Regions from separate parts of the Homo sapiens genome. Here region 2 is linked to region 1. Evidence: chromatin loops called from intact Hi-C (ENCODE). Cell type or tissue: ovary. All regions are shown on one strand. Each heading gives the region's core, and the rest is flanking DNA. Links, peaks and the distances in the headings are about the cores only.

The links. A loop is a pair of places that touch in the nucleus more often than their neighbours do. Peaks named below come from ENCODE experiments on the same cell type or tissue, not always from the same donor. Only the 100,000 strongest peaks of a DNase experiment are listed, where the experiment ranks them.
Region 2: a loop joins it to region 1, with 9 times the contacts of the local background. A loop is called at or near these places in 2 of 110 quality-filtered maps.

What each region holds. Positions count from the first base shown.
Region 1 is chr11:121,761,423-121,764,345 of GRCh38, reverse strand. No RefSeq gene overlaps it. Among named protein-coding and RNA genes, the nearest start is that of SORL1-AS1, 310 kb to the right of the region's middle. In ovary, for the core only: no CTCF peak of the experiment used is centred there; a DNase peak (open chromatin) is centred at 1,391.
Region 2 is chr11:121,813,172-121,816,094 of GRCh38, reverse strand. No RefSeq gene overlaps it. Among named protein-coding and RNA genes, the nearest start is that of MIR125B1, 290 kb to the left of the region's middle. In ovary, for the core only: no CTCF peak of the experiment used is centred there; no DNase peak of the experiment used is centred there.

The DNA of each region.
Region 1 (2,923 bases), core at 331-2,830:
ACTATGTTGGTGTGTGTGTGTGTGTGTGTATGAGAGTGCATGCATGTATGTATGTTTATATGTATACATATGTATATATGTACATACATGTATATATGTACACACATGTATGTATGTACATATGCATGGTATATTTATTTGATGTAGGGATGTTCTAGAGGAAAAAAAGCAAAATTGTGAAGGTGATGCTTCCTTTAACAGTCCCCAGTCACCTGTTCTATTTCTTCTTATTTCCTCTCTCTCTAGTCACCCACACCAACCCCTAGGGAGCCCAGAGTCTTCAAGCCTCTCATTTGTGTATTCCCTCTCCACCCCCAGGAAAGCTTATCTCCTTATCCCTGATTCACATAAATATCCTTCCTATGGAACATTTTAATTTAGACAAGCTAATATAGCCCTAAGCTGAAAGATAAATTCCTGATAAAGGGAGAACTTCAGGAATGAAATAGCAACAATTCAAGGGTAGTCTGAGGGTGGGGGCTAGAGAAACAGGAGACTTGTCCTGGCCAAGCTAAAGGTAAAACAAAGAAAGCATGAGCCTGAACACCTGGAGAGTAGTTTTCATGCTACTTTGTAGTCCATTGAACAAGTCACTTTCACATCCTCTTGCCGCAGTCGGTCTGTCTCTTTCTGTCTTCTACAGCCCTCGTAATCACCTCAAATGGATCATGTGTCCAGTTGCATAATTACTTATTAGTTACTTGTTTCTGACCCTCTCACTCCCTAGACTATGAGTACCTAAAGTGAGGGGACCATGTCTTCCTAGCATGGTGCCTAGCATGTCATGAGTGCCCACAAGGGTGTTGAGTGCTTTTCAATGAATTCAACAATTCTGTGTCAGTTTCTTCCCCTGTAAAGTGGAAGTTTGTCCATTTATCCACTCACATACTTACTCACTATTCACTGTACAGCCTGCAAGGTTAAGTGTTGTATGAGGCACAGAGATGCATAATCTGCAACTTACGTAAAACAATATTCCCTGCCTACCTCTCAGAATCATAAAGAATAACAAAAAGATCATGTGTATGAATGAGCTTCAGAAACTATAAGTGCTACCAGAGGTAAGGGACGATGTTACTTTTACAACCTGTGCCATGCTGATGCTGTGTGCTCTCCTGGCCCTGCAAGTGTTATTTTTGCAGATTCCCCCGGTCTCCCTTCTCTGTGGCTCCCAGCAGATGTATTAAGTGTAATCTTGGAACCGTTCCAGGTTTGCTCTTTAAGACTCAGAATGTTCAATATTTCCTTCACGGAGCAGGCCGCCCTGGCCTGGCCTGGCGCCAGGGATTCTGACGGGTGCAACCCTCAAGCATCCCTGGAGTCTGGGCCCCAGCCCCAACTTGTCCAGGTTCCACGGGGCTTGCTTGGGAAGCAGCGACAAAGCCTGAACAGAGACTGCCACCGCAGCCCCACCAGCTTGTATCCAAGATGATCTGCTCTCCGACTCCCTCCAGTGCAGCAGCTGAGGAAGGGAAGTGGTACTGCTGCCTGTTCGAGCAGCCTGGGCCCCTCAAGAGGCAGGTGGGGCATCTGGGCTTCCCTGAGGCTCTGGCTTGGTTGACCACGGAATTAGTACTTTTGAAAGGTTTCCACAGGAAAATGAAAGAACAGCAGTGAGCTGAGTCCCCTGGATGTTTGCTGGGCTAATATCATGGAAGTTGACCCCACCTGCATAGTGTGGGTGATGAGACCCCATCTGGTTTTGCAGCGAGAGCTGCCTCCCTGTGACTACTAAGGGCTAAGGCGTCCTCTTTTTTACAGTGCCAGCACAAATGGAATCCATATCCTTCTCCAAACACTGATGGGGAAGGATGGGATTCTCAGGAATCTTTGGGAGCACTTCCTTTTGGACCCCTGTTCCCCTCCCCTCCTTCTTTTTAATTAATTTACATAATCACTTGCACAGGCTGAACACATGTGACACATTCTGGACTCCTGTTTGCATTTGAACAGGAATTAGATTTGTGCTTTCAATTGTCGTCTTTTTCCGACTTTTCCCCCACCCTTTGTCTTTTCATTTTAGCCTCCCATCCCCTCCTGATTTTTCTTTTTTCTCCAACTCTCTCATACTTGGTAGATGACATGATCACTTGCAACCTCCCTCCATCAAATATCCACCCTCTATCTCAACCACAATTCAACTGAACAAGTACATTCTGCAATAGAAAGGAACAGAACTAAGAGTTGTTGAGCTCCCACAAGGCACTAGGCATGATGCAAAAGTCCAAAATACAGACAGAAAACCTCCCTGCACCCACAGAGCTCCCCTGCAGCCTGGGAGCCTGAGCTGGTGTTAAAGCATCTATCTCATGCGCAGGCCTCCTAAGACAGTGAAGATGTATTACAAAAGTAAGGACGAGAGGTCCAGAGAGCTTTAAAGAACATGAGAGCCAAAGCCTAGCCAATAAAGAAATTTTCCCACAGCAGGCCACTGAAAGATGATTACCTTCCCATGTGGAAAGAATTGCAGTCCCAGGTGTGTTCAAGTTCTGCCTTTAACTGACCTTTGTTGAGCTGTAATCTCTTCTGACCTCAGTTTCCTCATTTATAAACCAGGACAATTGAAACAAATAACCCCTAATGCCTCCCAGCTCTGAAATGCTTTGAGTCTGTGACTTCAACGACTTTTGTTTTGTGATCCATGTCATAATAAAATTACATTAAAATGGACTGTAGATACAGGTAAACGTTAGCTGTTATCTTTTTTTCAGGAGAGCAGGTCCCTGATTTTGTCATAATGGTCTGTGTTTGGAGCTATAGTGTTTTATGATAGTTCTCTGTATATGTACTGTGTCTGACTACCAAAATGCTGTGTTCCTTTAAGTATTTGAGTCCCATGCTAGTTGGAAAGACAGACCGTTATTCAGTCTGTAACCATTTTTACTGGAATCCTGTTCAGACAGAGCTTGAGCTGCTTGAGCTA
Region 2 (2,923 bases), core at 140-2,639, 52 kb before region 1:
AAGAGCTACAGCCTCCCCAGAACTGACACAGCAAGGTGAGAGGGGAATATAGGAGAAGCAAAGTGTGATGCCATCTCCTGGGAGTCAGCAGGAAGATGCAGCTGAATCTTCTAAGACGTCACCAATGACTTACTCCTCTAGATTAAGAGTTCCTCGTCTGCAAGGCATGTTTAGCAACTATTCACGTACTTGGAGTTCATGGACAATGAGCAAGAGCAGCCATCATGACCATCCAAGGGCAAGACTGCAACATGGCTCAGTCATGAAGAAAGTGTTCATTTTTCTTTTTTGTTTTTTTCCTTTCTTCTGTCCTAACATCTAAGAAATTACTTGCAGGAAGAACTGTGTAGAACTCTCTGAGAGCCAGTCCACACAACACAGATCCTCACTACAAGACAATAAAACCCCAGTATTGGTGGAGGAGAGAAGCACTACTTTGAATGTAATATGAGATGAAAGTTTTAAGTTGAAAGTACTGGATCTTAGAAACCAATATAAAACCACTTAAATAACTAACAGCAATAGAATTTCTACAACCAAGCCAAGCTATCATTAAGTGAGCCACTATCCGGGATGAAAAGTGAACTCAACATGACATGGGGGCAGAGATAAAGAAAGTAAAATGTTTCAACTTTATATATCCAACAAAATGCAGTTTGTCAATAAATTGGTTACATATATTGAAGTATTATATATATAAGTGAAACCCAAAAAGATTCTAAGTTTAAACTTCCCCTAGTTTCTCCCCACCTAACTGGTTTGTAAGCCAAAATTGACCACTGAAAAAAATTAGGTTCCTAAAACTCCTACACTGATCACAGCCTTCTCCATGACTAATTTCATATAAAACTTCTCATCTCATCCTGCTCCAAGCCATGCGAGTTTTGTGCTTTTGACTCACCTTTCCATTTACAACTTCATTTAGCTCTTAGACTCAACATTTGGCACAGCTTCCCTGGACATGACCTTTTGATTCTCCCTTCAAATATGATTCACATTTTCCTTCCAGTTCCAGAGCCTTCAATCATCCTGGGTCAATGTCTCACCTGATTTAATTTAACATCTGGGCTTGCAGGCTTCAGTGCCACCCCAGACTGCCAAAGCTCCCATTTGTGTTTTTTATCTAGACTAGGCCTAAGGAGTCAGACCATGCTAGAACATAAAGAGGGCTATTGCACGAGGGGGACAGTCTTTTTTTTTTTTCTTCTTAGATCCTAAGTTAGTAAGTTTGATGTTGTCTCCAACCAGTGCCCAGATCATCCCATATCTAAGGAGTCATTGCCTGGAAAGTATCAGACAGGGTTAGCCTCATTAGCACCAAGTACCATCCAGCACTGAGATAGTTAACCAGAAACATGTTCTAGCAGAAACCTAAGGTTTCATAGATAAACAAAAAGCCACTTAAAATGAGGATATGTGGATGGGGACTTATAACAAAGTACTATAGATTTTAATTTTAACTATATCAAATAGAAATGTAAATTTATTTACTAGTCTTATAATAATAAGGCCACAATTTTTTCTTTGACTCTTCTGATCAGAGTTCTGCTTAGTTCTTACTGTATAAACAATACACTTTCAAGCATCACCCATGATCTCTGGTTTTTGTTTCTTTAAAGTGAAGCCAGAACTTCAAGTCATTTATAAAGAAAGCTACATGGAAAAAAAAAAAAAAAGCTAAGTGCAGAATTCTAGATTTTTAGATTTTTTGTCAACATTTTTGTAGTGGTCTCATAACTATAAAATCAACAGCAGCTTTGTAAAGTAATCCATCTTTACTGAGTCCTTCAAAAATATTTCAAGTTTGTTTTCAAATAAACAGCAAACATCTTTTCACAATCATATTCTATTGCTTTATATATTAGCAAATTAAAATTTACAATTATAATTTCAAGTACAACTAGAATAAACAGGTTTTGGAATAAACTCAACTGGCTCTCTCAGTAAGCATACAATTTTTTCTGAGCATAATTGTACAGGCTTACTAGAAAGTAGCCTGCTAGTTATAAGTACTTGCTCTGCTAAGGGCATTAGTTAGAATGTCTTAGAGGGAATGAAAAACATTCACTAATCTGGCAAGTCAATTAAACAGACGCATGTTAAAAGAGCTTCTGCTATACACAATAATATTAATAATGATCATTTATAACATGCTTTATTGTTTACAGCATGCTATCACACACATTACCAGGCACACACAAAACACTCTTTGTAAATCCCCTTTTTACAAACGTTTACTAAATGTAAAAAACTAAAATTAAATCAAACGATGAATAGTTATTTTTATATTTATTTCTCATTCGTTTTACTTCACTTTAATTGCAGTGTCTTTAATAGCTTTGATCTTTCTCCAATTTCCTGAAATCTTCCCCATTTCAACAACTGACACAATTTAAGGTTTCTAGTAAACACAAAAAATGAGAAACATTGACATTGAAAAATAAATAAGTCAGTGAAAGTGATGATATGTTAAGAATTAAGATACTTCTATAGAATTGTATATTTAACTTCTTAGAATCAGGGAAAATTTCATGAAAAATGAACTCCAGGCCAGGTGTGGTGGCTCATGCCTGTAATCCCAGCACTTTGGGAGGCCGAGATGGGCAGATCACGAGGTCAGGAGATCGAGACCATCCTGGCTAACACAGTGAAACCCTGTCTCTACTAAAAATACAAAAAAAAATTAGCCAGGCGTGGTGGTGGGCACCTGTAGTCCCAGCTACTCGGGAGGCTGAGGCAGGAGAATGGCATGTGAACCCGGGAGGCAGAGCTTGCAGTGAGCCGAGATCGCGCCACTGCACTCCAGCCTGGGCGACAAAGCAAGACTCCATCTCAAAAAAAAAAAAAGAAAAGAAAAGAAAAAAAGAAAAATGAACTCCATATTACACTTGGAGTAAAATAATGGTCATTGGAATTGGACTTT